Regions from separate parts of the Homo sapiens genome. Here region 2 is linked to region 1. Evidence: chromatin loops called from intact Hi-C (ENCODE). Cell type or tissue: heart right ventricle. All regions are shown on one strand. Links, peaks and the distances in the headings refer to the core of each region. The heading gives the core; the rest is flanking DNA.

Region 1 (4,394 bases), core at 144-4,143:
GCCCAGCACAGTTTAGGAAGTGGAAGTGTTCATTCTCTGACCCCCTCAAAATGGGCCAAATTATAGGCAGAACAAGTTCCATAAGAAGGCTCCAGGTCTGTCGTGTCCACAGCACCCAACACAGTGCTTAGTGCACAGAAGGCCCTGAATAAACAAATATCTATTTAAAGAATGAAACCAATATTCACAAGCAAACTCCTTGCCTCTTTTACCACTGTTTCCAGAAAAAAGACTCAGGATGTTTAGTTTCAGAAAGCAGTGGAGTGTGAATACATTTCAAAAGCTATCTATCCCAAACTGTGAGACTTGGGCTTCTTCCTAAGCCAGCACTCAGCAAGGAGAAGGCCACGTTCAGTTTGAACACTAGGATCACGAAGCCCAACGGCAAGAAGCCAGACAAGTTCAAGTTCGGCATCTCCCAGGCTCTTCTGGAGCCAAAGATGAACGTGGACCTCAAGGCTCAGCTCAGGGAGCTGAATATCACAGCAGCCAAGGAAACTGAAGTTGGTGGTAGTCAGAAAGCTATCATAATCTTTGTTCCTGTTTCTCGACTGAAATCTTCCCAGAAAATCCAAGTCTGGCTAGTATGTGAATTGGAGAAAAAGTTCAGTGAGAAGCATGTTGTCTTTATTGCTCAGAGGAGAATTCTGCCTAAGCCAACTTGAAAAAGCCATACAAAAAATAAGCAAAAGCATCACAGGAGCTGTACTCTGATAGCTGCGTACCATGCGATCTTGAGGACTTGGTCTTTCCAAGTGAAATTGTGGGCAAGAGAATCCACTTGAAACTGGATGGCAGCTGCCTCGCAAAAGTTCATTTGGACAAAGCACAGCAGAACAATGTGGCACACAAGGTTGAAACTTTTCTGGTGTCTTTAAGAAGCTCATAGGTAACGAAGTTAATTTTGAATTCCCAGAGTTTCACTTGTAAACAAAAATGACTAAATAAGGTATATTCACAGTAAAAACAAACAAATAAACAAATAAAAACAACAAAAAAATGAAACTGAGTTCCAAAAGGATTGATACCCAAAGGGGCCAAATGTCTACTCTTGGATAAATCTTTGGTATGAGAACTCTAATGCCCTAATGATGTCTGATAAACAGGAAATGACTTTATCAAGATGCGGAGCTGTCAGCGCCATGGGTTCTCCCAACTGTCCCTACTCCAAACATCTCTGGCGTCCCTCTTCTCTCCCTTCTGTGCCTGTTCCCTTCACTTTCTAGTCTCTCACCCCCTCACCTTTTTCCCCCCTTTCTTCCTCTGTCCTCCTCATGCCCTCGGCCTGCCAGTCATCCCCCACTTGGCCCCAGTCACCCACCAGGCCAAGTCCTGCCTGAGACCCTCAGGCTGGAGAGATTGCTTCCCCCATACCCAGACAAAATGTGTTCAGTAGACAAATGCATTGTCTCCAGCCTTTACAAAGGAAGCTCACCTAGAGCCAAATACTTTCCTTTTCTCATTTCTTAATTTCTACGGGGGGAGGAGGGTATCATGTGGGTGTGTGTATGAGTATCCCAGACGACTGTGCTGTATCCAAAGTACCTTTTATCCCTGTGTGTCCTTGCAGCCTACTTTGGCCTATCTAAAGTTTATAGTATTGCAGCAGAGGAACTTGAGCCTATTTCCTGATTTTAATTAAGCCTTTTTGGGTTACAGTGACCCAGAGGCAAATATCTAGTTAGTTCAGGCAGACTCGGAAAAGAGCTTAGGCTGGAATTGCTGGGTGAACTGAAGGTTTTCCTCAGAAAACACCCACGTTGGCAAGTCACGTGGCTCAAATAGGATGGATAGTTGGTAGGCTGCCCTTTTCTTCTCTGGCGGCATGGTCAGTAATCTGACTATTGGTCTTCACGGACATTTTGGGGTCCTTCTAGAGGATCTTGTGGTTTGCGGCCAACCCTAGTGAAGTTTGTTATTTCTGTTCTCTGGTTCTACAGGCAACTGCTCCCAGGTGAGTGGTGCAGCTGGCCCTTGGTCAGGTTGACTCCATAGCAGGGCTATCCTAGGAAACCTCATTTGAAGATAAACCTGTCACCACAGGGGTTGAATCAATAGGGAGAGAAAATTCAGAAGTGGGCTTGGGTGAGGAAAAGTAATCTGAAAGAGTCTAGCTGGCCAGCTGACTTCCAGAAATTCTGCTGGAGCAGAGCAGTGCTGGCCAAGTTACTTAATCTCTCTGTGCCTCAGTTTCCACATCTGTAAAATTGGTTAACAATAACATCTACCTCACAGTGCTGTGGTGAGGATTAAATAAATGATATATCCAATATGCTTACTCTAGCATCTGGCACATAATATGTGTTTTTAAAAGCATGGGCGGGGGTGGGGGCAGTTACAGAAAATCAAAACTGTGGATTTCTTAAGAGACATGGCAGAGCTGGAATAAACTGTCATGCAAAATCCTTGAGGCCTGATCCCCCAGATGTGAGGTCCGCGGCTGCTCTCTGCTACTGTGGTCCATCAGTCTGTGTCACTGCATAACAGCGCAGGTGGAAGTGTCCCTGGGCTAGCAGGCTCACTGAAAATTCAAAGCACATGCACTCAGCACAGTCATGGTAATAATAGTGGTAAGGAATTGGAAACTGTGGTGATGGCTTCCCGATTCCACAATCATTACAGTCCAGGTGTGCCTGTGGGGCCATATATGAGAAGAGTCCTGGCCCAGGCCCCTCATACACTCTCCCCAGGCCCTCTCCTCAGGCCTGATGGCTCATCTCTCTCATTCCTGAAGGTTCTACCAGTGGCTCAGGGGCCATGTTGGCAGGCCTGGGTCTTCTTGACACCCTTCCCTCTCCTAACCACCTGCTCACCCTCCAGGCTTACAACAAAAACCAGACACATCACTACCCACCCTTCTCCATTTGGTTTTTAACCTTAAGTGAAAAGCTGCTTGTCTTAAAAAAATTAGAGATCCTGTCTTTACCTCTGAGACACTTTGATTTAGAGAAGACAGGGGACGTCAGTGCTTCACACTGAAATGTGAACATTTCAGGCAGTGTGACAAGCCAATGCAGTCCTCTGCCATTGTGGGTCCCTAAAATGACATTGGGCCTTGCTCTACCTTGTCCCAATGCAGAGGGTGAGTTAGATGCAGAGCTGGGTTTTCTAGGACACCTGAAGAGACCAATATGAGGTCAGCATATGGCTTCATGGGTCTGTGGGCACACAAGGCCCCTCAGAGCTCCTGCTCTTGTCTCAGGATTGTTCTTAAAACATTGTGACTGGGAGTCCTAGGGCCGCTTCTAGTAGGAGTTCAATTCCACAGACCATTAAAAAAGTCATTTCTTAGAAATTCAAGTCCATATCAGGAATGATAAAAGGATGGCTGTCTCCCAAGGTCTGCAAGCTGTGTAGGATTTAGCTGCAAATAAATAAAATAAATAAAGGAATCCAGTCCCTTTTTGTTAATTGTGCCAGTGCTTTCATTTTTCAGGCAATTTCAGTTCAGTCCAGATCTGGTTTCTGGAATCACATTTTTCCAATCATCCTTCCCATTTGCAAGGAGGAGTCTTATGTCCAAGTATGTGATTTGAATTTGCCCAGGTGCTGCCAGTTAGGGAGGGTTTTCATATTCAAAGCTGCACATGCTTTGGAAATGTGACCCCAACGATTGCAAGAGGAGGCAATCATCTCTGGAGGGGAGGGGTTGGGGGAGGAAGCTTGTATGGGAATTAGTGGGCTCCATCCTTGGACTTCAGCATTTCTCAGGCATCTTGCCTGCTCTGTCTATTCTCAGGCCTTTAACTAGCACCATTAGTGGAGCTTCCATCTGTCAGTGCAGTCCTGTCGCTGGAGCCCTAGACCTGGTTCTCCAACTGCGTATGGCAGCACTGCCCTAGCTGGAAAGCTTGTTAGACAAATACCCAAATGATTCTTACGATCAGGCAAGTTCAGGAAGCCTAGGCAATGTTTTTTCTACCCAGATGTTCCACCATCTCCCAAAGCACAATATGATTAAAACCATACTCATCCTAAAAGCAATTCATCCTAAAAACTGTACTGAAAGAATGAGACATAACTGTACTGAAAGAATGAGACAGATCTACACGTGGTTATATGGAACAGTCAGGGTGTGCCTGTGGGGTTCAGATGAGAAGAGTCCTAGCCCAGGCCCCTCATGCACTTGCTGACTTCACCTCTCCCCAAGCCCAATGGCTCACCTCTCTCATTCCTGAAGGTTCTACCAGTGGCTCAGAGGCCATGTTGGCAGACCTAGGCCTTCTTAACACCTCCAAGAAGGCTCCTGAAGTGAAACAAAAAAGCAGGCTGCTGCCATTACAGTGGAAGCTCGCTTAGCTGACGTCTGTGGGGCCAACTCTCACAATTAAAGGATGCTCTCCATTTCCTGTGTAAAATGCACTGATTGATACCCACAGTATTCTGGATGCACT
Region 2 (4,394 bases), core at 260-4,259, 66 kb after region 1:
GTATTATCCAGTGTCAAGTCACTGATTCCCAGAGGGCCTTCTTCCAGAGGCCCACACAGTGTCATGTTCCACTGGGCGAAGATCTTCTGACTGCTGTATCCCCAGGGCCTAGAACCATGCTAACACAGAATTTGTGCCGATTAAATACTTGTTGAGTGAATGAATGAACTGGCATAGCGTAACGGTTAAGAGGTTAGTCTCTGGAGTCAAACAGACGGGAATTCCAGCCCAGTTCTGCCAATCTGACCTTGAGAAAGTTTACTTACCTTCCCTTGGCCTTGGTTCCTTGTCTGTAAAATGAGAATAATAGTACATAACAAGACTATTGTGGGAATTAAAAGAGATAATGCATGTAATGCACTTACCCAGTGCCTCACCCATAATAAATCCTCAGTAAAATGATAGCAATTTTCATTATCTTGTATACCAACTCCAAGCAACTGGCCCAGGCTGCTGGGAGTGCTGATCTGAGGATTCTGTGGTCTAAACCTGACTCAGTGAAAAAGAGTACTTACTCTAAGGCCTTCTATGGGTAAAGATGGTAGAAATAGGAAGGCATTTGCTGGGTACATGTGCGTGCTGGGTACGTGTGCGTTCTGGGTAGATGGCCAAACTGAAACCATTTGAAATAGTCTTCAGGGAGAAGTACATTGCGCACATATGACAAGTAGCTTTTTTCTTGAGACAGAGTCTTGCTCTGTCACCCAGGCTGGAGGGCAGTGGTGCAATCTCGGCTCACTGCAATGTCTGCCTGGGTTCAAGGGATTCTCCTGCCTCTGCTTCCAGAGTAGCTGGAATTATAGGTGCGTGCCAAAAATTACCCCTGCTAATTTTTGTCTTTTCAGTAGAGACAGGTTTTCACCATGTTGGCCAGGGTGGTTTACAACCTCCTGACCTCAAGCGATCCGCCTGCCTCAGCCTCCCAAAGTGCTGGGATTACAGGCTTGAGACACCGCACCCAGCCAGACAAGTAGCTTTTATCAGCCACACATGTGGGGGTGAGGAAAGAACTTTGCCTTCAGTGGGGACTGTCCCCCAGAGTGAGGCCTGTCTCCTAAAATTCTAGAGCCATTCATTAGCCCATTACTTGCCTAAGGGTTGGAAATAGCATTCTGATTTTTCGTCAAAAAGGCCCCAGTCTGAGTCTGTTGTCAACAAAGAGGCAGGCCCCAATGAGCAGTCACTCACCTAGTCCTTAGTGGAGTCTTTGCTCTGTAAGCAGAATAGCTGCCTCACCATGTGCTTGAATTTGTCAAATGTCACACACTCTATTTCAAACATGTGAGATTTGACATCATGTGAGCAATATTGCACTCATTTCCAACCCTATTTGAACTTCAAAGGGCATGTCAGCCACACTGGCCCTACCTAAATGTGTGACACTTTTGATCAACTGGTACCTGATGGCCAAGAAGACTTAGAGGCCCATGTGTAATCAGAAGTGGAGCCCAGAAAGGGAATTTTGATTAAAGGTAAATGAACTCAAGTCTTGGAAAGTTTGAGTTAAACTGGAAACACAAAGCACATGAGGTCAGAGCAAGTCTTAAATTCTCTATCTGAAAACACTCCAATGACATCACCTTGCATCTGGGAGTGTCCTTGGGGTCTGGAGAAGTGTAAGCCAGAAAGCCTCCCTGGAGAAAAAAAATTCCCCAGAATCTCTCCAGAGACTTAGCTCCTAATAAAGCTGTGGAGTGGGCTGTAAGGCATACTGTGAGGGTGGGGTGTCACCTTTTTTTTCCCACTGCCTGATCCTGCTTCACTAAATAACAAATTTGCCCATGGGCATTACTTGAAAAGTACGTAAAGATCACCCTGCTCTCCAGAAGTACCTCCTTCTTGGACTTCAGTGAGTCACCGTTTTTACAGCTTTGGGGCTTGACATTCCTCACGTTCAGGGAATTTGGACAGGATAACTTAGGGAGGCCTTAGCAAACAAGAACACGTGGCTCAAGCAAGTGGATGCCATCTGGCCAGTTAGTAAGGCTTGCAGGCAAGGGACACCCAACAGGAAACCAATTATGAAAGTAGTCTCAGGGCCTGCAGCCCCGCCTGGAGGGAAGAGATCTTAGAGATATCCTAGGGCCTGGCTACTTGAGGCCACCAGGGCCTGGATATAGCAGCAGAAAGGGGAGATTTGAGGGCAAAGGAGACAAATGTTTATATTTTGCCTGGAGCCATCCTGGGCAGTCCTCTTCTCATAGTCCCCCTTCTCTAGCAGAAGGAGGGGAGACAGTTGAAAGATTGCCCTCTTCCTTTTCCATGCTCACCTCCCTTTCTTGCCAAATGCAGGAGGTTCAAAAGGGGCCTGTGAATAATTGTGTGGGACAGGCTGCTGACTGGCTGCTGACTGATAAAGAATTTGTGATAGTAATTTTCTAAATAGAGGAAATTTCACCCAAACCCTTTTCACCTCACACCTGGGCAAAAAATATTCAGAATAGGCAAATACATAGAGACAGGAAGCAGATTAGTGGTTGCCAGGGGGAGGGGAGAATGACGGCTTAGTGTGTGTGGGGTTTCCTTTTGTCATGCTGAAAATGTCTTGAAACTACATAGTGGTAAGTATTGCACAACACTGTGAACATAACAAATGTCACTGAGTTGTACACTCTGAAATTGTTGAAATGGCGAATTTTATGTTATCTGTATTTTATCACACAAACACAAAAATCCTCAACAAAATACTACTAAACTGAATCCAACAACAAATAAAATGAATTACGCACAATGACCAAATAAAATTTTTCCTAGGGATGCAAGGTTGGTTCAACATAAGAAAATCAGTCAATGTAGTATGCTGCATTAATGGAACAAAAACTACCTGTTAATCTCCATAGATGCAGAACAAGTGTTTGACAAAATTCAATATTCCTTCATGATAAAAGCACTCAGTAGGCCAGGCGAGGTGTAATCCCAGCACTTTGGGAGGCCTGTAATCCCAGCACTTTGGGAGGCCGAGGCGGGTGGATCACTTGAGGTCAGGAGTTTGAGACCAGCCTGGCCAACATGGCGAAACCCCATCTCTACTAAAAATAAAAAAATTAGCTGGGCGTGGTGATGGGAGCCTGTAATCCCAGCTACTCGGGAGGCTGAGGTGGGAGAATTGCTTGAACCTGGGAGGTGGAGGTTGCAGTGAGCTGAGATCATGCCACTGCCCTCCAGCCTGCATGACAGAGCAAGACTCCGTTTCAATGAAAAACAAACAAACAAACAAAAAACACTCAATAAACAAGAACTAGAAAGTAACTTTTAATCTGGTAAAGAACATCTATGAAAAACCCACAACTAACATCAAATTTAATGGTATAAAACTGTAAGATTTCCCCCTAAGATCAAAAACAATACAAGAATGTCCACTCTTACCACTTCTATTCAATATTATACTGGAAGTTCTAGCTGGGCTAAATAGGCAAGAGAAAAAAATTAAAGACATCCAGATTGGAAAGGAAGAAGTAAAAAATATCTCTATTTGCAGGTGGCACAACCTTAGTTAGAAAATCCTAAAGAATCCACAAAAAACTATTAGAGCTAATAATCAAGTTCAGCAAGGTTGCAGGATGCCAGAAAACACAACAATCAATTCTATGACTAAGCACTAACAATGGACAACTTGAAAATCAAATTAAGAAAACAATTCTATTTGCAATAAAATAATAAACTAATTAGAAATAAATTTAACAAATGAAGTGCAAAACTTGTACACTGAAAACTATAAAACACCATTGACAGAGAATAAAGAAGGCCTTAGTAAATGGAATGACATTTCTTGTTCATGGATTAGAAGACTTAATATTGCTAAGATGGCAGTACTCCCCCAATTGTTCTACGGATTCAGTGTAATCTCTAATAAAATCTCAGCTGGCTTTTTTTTTTTTTGGCAGAAATTGACATGTTGATCTTAAAATGTACACAGTAATGCAACAGACCCAGAGCTAAAAGTGTAACAACTAAAACTAAAACTCAGAAGAAAACATAAGTGTAAATCTTCCTGACCTTGGATTAGGTAAGAAATTCTTAGGATGATAGGACAACAAACACGCAAGTGACAAAGGAAAAAAAAGAGAGATAAATTGGACTATATGAAAATGAAACACTTTTATTTCTAGAGCACAGTGTCATAATCATAGCTTAATGCAGCCTTGACCTCCCGGGCTCAAGCCATCCTTCCACTTCAGCCACTTTAGTAGCTGGGACCACAGGAGTGTGCCACCACACCCAGCTGAATTTTTTTTATTTTTTGTAGAGATGGGCTCTCACTATGTTGCCCAAGCTGTTCTCAAACTCCTGGGCTCAAGTGATCCTCCTGCCTCAGCATCTCGAAGTGTTAGGATTACAGGCATAGGCCACTGTGCCTTCCTAGCATGAAGCACTTTTGTACTGCAAATTAAACC

The links. Peaks named below come from ENCODE experiments on the same cell type or tissue, not always from the same donor. Only the 100,000 strongest peaks of a DNase experiment are listed, where the experiment ranks them.
Region 2: a loop joins it to region 1, with 4 times the contacts of the local background. A loop is called at or near these places in 1 of 110 quality-filtered maps.

What each region holds. Positions count from the first base shown.
Region 1 is chrX:134,650,482-134,654,875 of GRCh38, forward strand. The region is part of intron 1 of PLAC1 (placenta enriched 1); the gene reads right to left. It also overlaps the pseudogene RPS7P12. Among named protein-coding and RNA genes, the nearest start is that of PLAC1, 5.8 kb to the right of the region's middle. In heart right ventricle, for the core only: no CTCF peak of the experiment used is centred there; no DNase peak of the experiment used is centred there.
Region 2 is chrX:134,716,597-134,720,990 of GRCh38, forward strand. It overlaps a transcript of PLAC1 not described here. Among named protein-coding and RNA genes, the nearest start is that of PLAC1, 60 kb to the left of the region's middle. In heart right ventricle, for the core only: a CTCF peak has its summit at 2,053; a DNase peak (open chromatin) is centred at 2,010; H3K27ac peaks cover 749 bases.